Regions from separate parts of the Homo sapiens genome. Here region 2 is linked to region 1. Evidence: read pairs that join two places in POLR2A ChIA-PET (ENCODE). Cell type or tissue: CD4-positive, alpha-beta T cell. All regions are shown on one strand. Region 1 overlaps SNRK (SNF related kinase). Region 2 overlaps ANO10 (anoctamin 10).

What was found. ChIA-PET counts read pairs that join two places held together with the same protein. Peaks named below come from ENCODE experiments on the same cell type or tissue, not always from the same donor. Only the 100,000 strongest peaks of a DNase experiment are listed, where the experiment ranks them.
Region 2: POLR2A ChIA-PET joins it to region 1 with 5 read pairs; 4 of 35 experiments call an interaction of 5 or more read pairs at or near these places.

The regions. Positions count from the first base shown.
Region 1 is chr3:43,294,039-43,299,038 of GRCh38, reverse strand. All of the region lies in intron 1 of SNRK (SNF related kinase), which reads right to left. Among named protein-coding and RNA genes, the nearest start is that of SNRK, 10 kb to the right of the region's middle. In CD4-positive, alpha-beta T cell, no CTCF peak of the experiment used is centred here; a DNase peak (open chromatin) is centred at 2,208; H3K4me3 peaks cover 2,357 bases; H3K27ac peaks cover 4,609 bases.
Region 2 is chr3:43,475,196-43,480,195 of GRCh38, reverse strand. All of the region lies in intron 11 of ANO10 (anoctamin 10), which reads left to right. Among named protein-coding and RNA genes, the nearest start is that of SNRK-AS1, 130 kb to the right of the region's middle. RefSeq lists an enhancer at 877-1,449. In CD4-positive, alpha-beta T cell, no CTCF peak of the experiment used is centred here; a DNase peak (open chromatin) is centred at 2,445; H3K27ac peaks cover 2,295 bases.

The sequences.
Region 1 (5,000 bases):
AATCATGCTCAGCCTGGCACCAAAACCACCCAGTCTCTAGGAGCCCCTAAAGGCTCATGAAACCCTCACGCTATAGCAGCCAAGGACGGCAAGCTTTACAACACACTGTCCTCTAGAAGGCAAGTGGAAATCACTTATGATGCCAGCATTAGGGATCACACAAAGCACCTTCATCATCCGAGGACTGTCACTTGATAGTAACAAAGAAACTATCACCACAAACAAAAGGAATGTGAGCAAATCACTTATATCCAAACTTCATGGCACAATGAGGGAATACTGACCAAGGTAGCCTTGCAGGTCTTCCCATGAAAATAAACTATTACATGAATAACAGAGAGGCCTAAACATTCACATTATGCCAACATGATAATTTACACTATACACTAATGGTGAGAGGTGTCCAGGTAAAGTTCAAATGCACTTGGGAGAAAAGGAGTGCAAGGGAATGGAGGAAACAAGATAGGACAGGTGAAAGGACGAGGAAAGGTGGTTGACCTCTGGATATGAAAGCAAGTGTCCTGCCAGGAATGAGGGAATGTGGAGCAACAGTTCTGCAGCACACACAGGGCTGGCAAAGCCATGGGCACAGGTCCATATCTAGTGACAGATGAACCCTGGGATGCCTACCTGACTGGTTCTTCAGCTCCAAGAGGGATATAGTAGCTCCTTCCACTATCCTTGCCTGCTTCTCTTTTTCCAGCAGCCCCTGTTTCATCCCTAGTCTCTGTGGCAAAGCAGTGCGGTAGTACAGTAATAAGTACTGGTTCTAAAGACCAACAACTGCATTTGAATCCCAGCTCACCAATCACTAGCCAAAGGAACTCAGCAAGTTACCTTCACCTCTCTGTATGGTCAGTTTCTTCATTAGAAAATGTTAGTAATAAGAAAACAATCTCATAAGATATGGTGAGGATCAAACGACTTAATATAGGTAAAGTGTTTAGAATAGTGCCTGGCACAGAGTAAGCATTCTGTAAATACCAGCTACCACCACCACCATCATTGTTACAGACGACGTTCCCACCATCCAAGCAGAAATTCTTTCAGTTGCTGACCCTACTTCAAGCGAATGAATTCACCAAACTATTATCTCTCTTTTGCTTTCATAAGATAGACCAGTTCAGAAACTGAACTGCTGTTCAGTTTCCTAAAATAAATTGAAAATGAGTGCTGTAAGGTATAGGAAATAATGTCTCTAGTTAGGCATCAAAGACTGGGGGTTTTTCAATAAAATATCTCACAAAATGTAAGTATTTGCTTTTAAAATGATATTAATATAATTTTCTATCAAATTTAGCTTTTCAAAAAGGACTTAATACTCCTTTACATTTTTTCACATCAAATATATTCTTACAGAAAATCTCAAAAACAATTATGAAAGAAAAATCTGTTTAATTCAGGAGAAAACTACAATTAGAACATACAGACTAGTAAAAAAGGGGGGGAGGAATTTTGAAAAAAAAATCCATTATCCCACCCTTTATGATAACATCGCTTTACATTTTGGTATAGATTCTTTCAAATTATTTTCTATTCATAATATATGGCCAGACACAATTTTAAAAAATAAAATGGGGATAATACTTACGGGCTTGGGGGGATGTCAGGGTAAAAAGAGATTTGTAACTATTTTCACAATACTTCTCTCCAAAAAACAAGCTGGAAAAGTTAATACAAGACTTTCACTTTAGAAAGTTTAGAAAATGCATAAAAGCACAAAGAAGAAAGTAAAAATCACCTATACGCTCATCTATGATGACTTCTCATCAGGTCCGAGTGTACATCCTCTATACTTAACAGTTCTTTACAAAGCTAAGATTTTCGACATGAAGTTTGATAACTACTTTTTCCTCTATTTTATAAACTGAACATTTTCCCATGCACTAAGTTCTTCTAGATCAATATTTTAAATGACTATACAGCTAAGATAACATGTCTTTACACAGCAACCACTAGATAGGCCATTCTAGAGCAACCTTTTTATTTAGCACAGGCATATAACTAGGCTGGACCTAAATGAAATAGGCCAACTTGCCAAGAGTGCTCATAATATAAAAACTTATGTCTGAGAAACAAGTACTGTTATGTGCTGCAAGAATATACTGATGTTCTCCTACTGAAGACAGCAGAAGCAACTGAAGCATGTGGGTGTGGCTGGAGAAGAGGAAGGAAGTGTGGGTGGCCCTACACACGTTTTGCAAGCTGCTGAAAACAGTTGTAGAACCAGCTTCTGTTAAACCTACTATCAATTTGGAATTCACCCTGTTATTCTTGTTAAAACTCACTTTTAGGTTTTCATCAACATCATCACCATTGCAGTCTCATCTGTACATCAAACAAATGCCTCTTCCTCACACCTCTTAGAGAGAGGTAGGGACAAAACAGTATGCTCAACAAAGGCAGCTCTGCCTGGATACCACTGTGAACCAATCCATGGCATGAGAAAGTAGAGGAGTTGAACAAAAAGGGCTGTGCACAAAAATTGTACTACTTCTATAGCTTATCTATAATAAACATTTCATTTAGAATATAAGTTTTCCTCCAAAATCAGACGACCAATATTCCTCTCAAACATATTAAATGCTTAAATATATATATATACATATATATATATATATATGCCAGTATATCCATCTAATACAAACAACTAAAAGTTGAGTTTTTGCAAAGCTACACTAAAACTGCATTTAAGCTTCTCATACATATAAATTATCTGGTATATTTTACACATACCAAGAAATGAAAACTGTAATCCTTCCTGAGAAACAGTAGACCAAATTGTACATCTATAGAAAAACCAACTTAAGTAAAGGAATTAACACTCTCTCAATGATATTACCAACCTGATTTTACTGCTAAAATTTTAAAAATGGTATAGGCTGAAAGGAAGACAGTAAACTAAGTCTTCCAGGAATAACCTTTAAGTCAAGCAAAATAAACACAACCCTATCATGCAGTCACCACTGCTGTTTTCTTTATTCAAAGTAAATAATATTTTGGCCAGGCGTGGTGGCTCACACCTGTAATCCAGCATTTTGGGAGGCCAAAGCGGATAGATTACTTGAGGTCAGGAGTTTGAGACCAGCCTGGCCAACATGTTGAAACCCCATCTCTATTAAAAATACAAAAATTAGCTGGGCGTGGTGGCATGGGCCTGTAGTCCCAGCTACTCGGAAGGCTGAGGCAGGAGAATCGCTTGACCACAGGAGGTGGAGGTTGCAGTGAGCAGAGATCACGCCACTGCACTCCAGCCTGAGCAAAAGAGTGAGACTCAGTCTCAAAACAAAAAAAAAGTAAACAATATTTCACTTTTTAAGGACAGCATGCCTCCTCCTAGGAGTTATTAATATAAGCTATAAACCAAAGATAAGAACCATAAACAGGTCAATAGGCCCTAAGTTGTAAAAGAATTCAGAGTTTTTCACTGGATTGGTTGTATTACTATGTGGTTATGCAGTTACCAGTCTGCAATCACTGGATGGAATCAAGATGGGATCTACAAATTAACAGATTAAAGTCATTTATTATTAGAAATGTTCTTTCCAGCAATTTGTACTCCTGAGTCTCTAAGAAAGCATTTTCCAAGACAAGGTAGCTGCTTACTAAAGTATGTTCTTCGTTTTCATCAATTTGATGGGCTAGGGGCCGCTGAGGGGACTAGGAATGTCATGGTGAGAAGCCTGTTCCAGTTTCTTGAGGCAATGATTTGGTTGCCAATGCAGAATCCTTGAAGTACTGGTTTAAGTAATCTTTATTTGCTCTAAGTAAAACAAGCTGCAGTCCAACATATATCAAGTAATCTGAATGTACTCAGGAGTTAGGCAAATCATTAACTGATGTACAGTACTTAGTATTTGTAGAGAGGAAGAGATTAACATCCAAGCCACAAGACCTGGACCAGCAACACAGATGAAATTCCTAAACAGATTCTGCCTCTTGGTCAAAGTGATGAAAAATGCTAAGCATGTCATCATTTCTGCCTACGTGTAAGTAGGACTTAAAAATTAGTATGGTGACAACTCCAGCATTAAGTGTTCACATAATAAGTAATGACTTAAACAAAAGCTGGGTGTATAGAAATTACTCCAAAATAAATAAAGCCAACCCACAATTACTTATTGTGCCCAGGAAAACAGAATATTAAGTTATGGAGAATTTTAATAATCTAAATCTCTGATCTAAAGCTTTTATTAACACTGTCAAAACTCACTTTAACTCCCTACCATCTTTTTATTCCTCCTAATATTTTGATAAAAGTGATCATTAAAAAATGGTCAAAAAAAGAATTGTGGAACAGAAAAAAAAAAAAACTAATCAATAAACCAAAATACTGGCACCTAACATTTCACTGACTTTGACTCAAAGACAGGCTCATTCCAGGAATTCTCTTACACTGGTGGGACTGCAAGCAAGCTACCTTTCTGAAAAACAATTTGGCAATATGTGTACAGGTTGAGCATCCCTAAGGTGAAAATACGAAATCCAAAATGCTCCAAAATCTGAAACTTTCAGTGCCAACAAGACACCACAAGTTAAAAAAAACCCTCATGTGACCAATCACAGTTTCTATTAGTTTTTGAGAGGAAATGCAGTAATAACTTTGTTTCATGCATAAAATTATTAAAAATGGGGTATAAAATTACCTTTAGCATATATGTATAGGTATAAATGAAACAGAAATTAATTTCATGTTTAGACTTGGGTCCCATCATTATGTATATTGCAAATGTTACAAAATCTGACAAAATTCAAAACACTTCTGATGCTAGGCATTTTAGACAAGAGATACTCAATCTGTCTCAAAAGCCTTAAAATAATTAATATCCTTGACTATAAACTTACTACTAGATTCATGTCTCAAAGAAAGGTGAGGACAAATATTTATATTCAACAATGTTCAGTGATATTTATACATGCAAAAGAAAATCAAATCATCTAAAGGTCTACAATAAGGAGATGGTTAAATAAAACACAATATACCCAACGTTAACAGTATG
Region 2 (5,000 bases), 180 kb before region 1:
TGTTTGTTTGGGTTCTTCTGTCTATTTTGAGATTTTCTCAACTGTATTTCCCAATTCTTCTATTGAATGTCAGCAATCATAAGTTTAGTATCCAAGAGCTCTTTTTTATTCTCTGAATGTTCCCACCTCCTTTTAGAAAATAGCATTCTGTACTTTATTTCATGAATGCAGTATTATCCCTCTGTACTTTTCTTCTGATCTCTGCTTTGTCTCTGTTTCCTCCTAATTCCTCTTTTAGTGGAAAGGCGTTTTCATTATTGTGTTACTGCCCCTGGTGCTGCCTGTAGTTCAGTCTCACTTGATAGGAAGTCTTGTGTCTTCCACTGGATGAGAGAGGGGATGGGACTTTGAAGGATAGAGAGGGGTCAAGGAGTGTCTTCTGCCCTTCTGCAGCCGTTCTGAGGTCCTAGGCTCTATCTCCTGGGGTTCTCCAAGGCCCAGGCACTGTGGGCTATCATTTTATGGTGATTCAGAAGGAGGGGAGAGCAGACGTAAGTTCATCTGTTTAATCCAGAAGTCTCCCAGGTCTCCAGGTCCCAGTATTACACTTTGACTTTAACCATTTGGTAATTAACTTTTCTCCTACTTAGTCTATCCACTTAGAAATGTCTGCAGCCTTCAACTTTCCTTTTTCCCTCCCTCCTTTCCTTCCTTTCAAAAAGCTCTCTTCAGGGCAGATGTACCAATCACATTTCATTAGAGGTCTTTACTTCTCTGGTTCTTTTTTATTGTTGAGTACTGTGAATTTGGTAATTTTTCATAGATTATTGAACTTTAGATTGACCAACTTCTGAATTAATAAATATATCAAAGTTTAATATTTATTTTTTATTTCTAACTTCACCTACTTGAAAAAGAAAGCAACAACAATGTTTAAAATGTAAATAGGATAATTAGGTATAGAAACTTTCAGAGAACATCTGGGATAACAGGGACTGTGTGTTTTTACCACATGAGACATGATACAGCTTTTATACAATTAGGCCTTAATGCTTGCTCTTATATTTTCATGTTAGCACGAGTGAAAAGGAAAAGGTAGTGCCTCTTTTCTGTTATTAAACAAAAGGATCAGGGAACCTTGATTAACACAATAATCTATGCACGAGTGAAAAGGAAAAGGTAGTGCCTCTTTTCTGTTATTAAACAAAAGGATCAGGGAACCTTGATTAACACAATAATCTATGTCCTCAAGGATAGTTTTAGAAAACCATTCAGATGGTTCACTATAGTTTCTAAAGTGCCCTAACTTGTGGAGGCATTTCTGTAGGGGGCTATAATATTATAAAACAGGTACTTGGGTTTGCTTTTAGATGCTCTAACCTTAAAATGGAGACAATTTGGAAGTCTAAGGATATATCAGACTTTTTAAAAACTATTTGACTTCTCAAGCTTTTGCCAAATGTTTGATCACAGTCAATTTATTATTGAATTATCTGCTACATATGTATGGTGTGAATAATCTGTGTTTGAAAATGAGAAAAATTGTACTGTGTCAAATATGAATACTACATAGGAGTGAGAGCTAAGCATTAATGTAAATTAATTACTTGTGCCAAAGACTTCTCCCCACTAGGAGGACAGCCTGTGTTAGCACAAGCATAAACCATCAGAGTAGACAGAGCCACTATTTTTCTGATTGTGATGATGTTGGAATTTCTCACTCACACATAGTCACTACAGTGAAATGAAAAAAGCATGGGTCCTGGAGTCAGACAGCTAAGATCCTGGCTTCAGATCTCACTAGCTAGGGGAAGTTACTTTCCAGACCTTAATTTCTTAATCTATAAAATGGGTGGTTAAAGTCCCTACTTTAAAGGGTTTGTTAGGATTGGGCTTTTCATTTATAAAACACATAGCACAGTGGTGAGGTCATAATAGATGGCTGCTGTTTTTTAGGTTGCTGATTTCAGAATTATCATTTTGCATAGAAGAGGCAACTTTGACAAGGACATTTTAAGGCATCTGTTCTGACTAACCCCAACTTCCATCTCCAGAACCTCACTCCATGTGGCTTGTATAGACAGCTCACTAACTCTGTGACCTTGGCCAGGATACGTAACCTCTCTGATCCTCAGTTTCCTTATCTGTCAAATGGGAATAAATGTAGTTTCTGCCTCATAGGGCTGTTGTGAGCATTAAATGAGTAAATATATGAAAAGCACTTAGAATAGGGCCTGGCACAAGGTAAGCATTGTGGTAAAGTGTGAACTGAAAAAACAGAGACTACTTCCTTAGAGATGGGCCATTGGGAAATCACTTCTCAACATTCCTCCCTCACTCCCTATGTGTGCCTCTGGTGTGCAGGTTGGCGGGCCCCTGCCAAAGTCAAAGAGGTCTGTCCAATTGTAAGTGATAATGGCTCTTTTTTCTGCCCGTAATGAGCAACAGGCACCTTCTATGTTAAGATTATGCCTTGCCCAAACAGGAAGGCCACGTCACCTTCGCGTCTTCCTGTGTGCTATTGTGTGTGAACACACCCAAGGTCGACTGACAGTATAGGGGATGTTAGAACATTTAAGATGAGGGGTAATTTGTCATCAGGCTATTCCCTCCTGCTCTGAGCTTACCACAAGTACAGTATTATGGTCCAGGATCCAAGGAAGCATTACGAGTTTTAGATCTGTGCTCAGATTGTTCCGTTTGATTTGCAAATGACTTTTATGCAATGACATTTTGATTTAGCACTTAAAATATAACACGTCAGCTGTTATTAACAATTATCTTAATAAAATGAAATGGAAGGTAATAGATGGAGTACGTCTTGCTTCATTTTCTGTCCATACCACTTAGGACAGTCCCTAGCATATGGTAGATGCTCAGTAAATGTTTGTTTGAGTAAGTAATTTATAAATTATTTTCATATTCATTAATAAAAAGGGAGAGGTGGTACATCTTTTTTGTGCATCTGCCTAAGTTTTATCCACTACAATACCTTTGATATTATTCTAGCTTTTCTTAACAGTTACAATAATACTGTATCTTCTCAACATCATATCATCTCAATATGCTGATCAGTTTTAATTTGAGGGATAATGAAAGATTTCTCTATTTGTAAACCAGTAGATAAATAACAGGGCTTGTCTCTAGGGAGAATACTGAAAGATGGTAGAGGGGTGCAGAGCAGGAATGGATGGAAGATCTTTTCTGTATATTCTTTGTCTTTATTTTTTAAAACTATGTATACACATTACTTTCTCAAATAAAAGAAATTTTACCCATGGTAAAAGAAAAAAAAACTCTTGTATCTGCCCACTGTGGAGATCTGCCTGCATTGAATAGTACAGGGAAATTACTTATTGATCGGCAAATTGCTTATTGATTGGCAAGGTTTGCTATGTTTTCTTTCTTCTTTCAAAATACATGCTATGGTCATGCATGAATTCGGGGATAGTCTTCATTTTCTTTGAGCAGTTACTCTTAGGCTATCTCATTATTTTAATGTTTATTAGTGGTATAGCTTGCTCATACTAAGTTCCACAAAGTGATCTAACTCAAGATTTCTTGGGAAGATGGTGAAGTAAGGGAAAAAACCGATAAAAACTACAAAGAAAAAGGAAAGTAAGGAGAAAACTCCATAAACCAAGAAAAGGAAAAGGAGAAAACAGGGAGCTGGCAGGGAAGTGGTGTCCGTTGCATTCTACAGGTGTTGAGAAGTTTTTATCTGATATAACATGAAGGACAGACCAACTTCAGGAAGACACCAAGAACCAGCCAATGTCTTCCCTTCCTGAGACAATTGGTGGGATGACATGAGAAATGAATTTAACAAATGCTAGTAGACCACTACAGACCCCACTAATTGGAGATCAAAAGCAGGCCTAGAAGAGGTAGAGACTCTTTCTACCTTAGGATTCAGTAACATTCACAGAATGGGTACATGGATATCACCAAGATAAACTGAAAACTTGGGGGCAACCTTCAGGTCTACCAACAATTATTTTTTGGAATTTTCTTCTGTTCCCCTTTGGTTTTTATTTAGACATGATTAAATACATGATAATTTTAGGGGGAAAGTAGATAAGCTAACAGAAAAAAATACTGTAAAACCCAGAAAAAAATACTGTAAAACTAGTTAACATTATAAAATGACAATATGAGCAAACAGTGTATCAAAATATATGATTCTGAAGTAAATCACATAGAATAAATATGAGATAATGGCCATGGACATTTTTGAAGAAAATAAAGCCACAATAACTGAAAAATTATGATAATGGCACCAGAATAAATAGATAAATAGAACAGATCATAAATTCCATGAACTGTCAAAAGTATAGATACATACAAATTTGTAGGCCAGGTGTGGTGGTTCACACCTGTAATCCCAGCACTTTGGGAGGCTGAAGTGGGCAGATCACTCGAGGTCAGGAGTTCAAGACCAGCCTGGCCAACATGGTGAAACCCCATCTCTACTAAAAAATAAAAAAAACTTTGCCAGGTGTGGTAGCACATGCCTGTAATCCCGGCTGCTCCGGAGGCTGATGCAGGAGACTGTCCTGAACCCAGGAGGCAGAGGTTGCAGTGAGCCAAGGTTGCGCCATTGCACTCCAGCCTAGGCAACACAGCAAGACTTCATCTCAAAAACAAAACAAAACAAAAACAAAGAACCCCCCCCACAAATTTGTGATAGGCATTTTTTGCCAGTAGAAAAATGATTGATTAGGTATTAAATGTTGCTGGGACAAATGGCAAGCCATTTGGGGAGAGTGGATAAAGCCTCCCCTTTTTTAAAGTACACACTGAAATGAAATTCAGTCAAGTTAAATATATGAATATAACAAATTAAAACCATAAAAGGACTGGAAAGAATTATAGGTGAATATTTATCTGATCTTTGGGTGGGGAGACCTTGACTATAAGAATGACACCAAAGAGAGAAACTGTAAGAAAAAAAATTCACAGGTTCTTCACGCTAATGTTGTGTGTAAGGTTCAAGACCGAGAAGGAGCTATATGTCCAACATTAGATAATTGAATAAATGTTGACCCATCCTTATAATG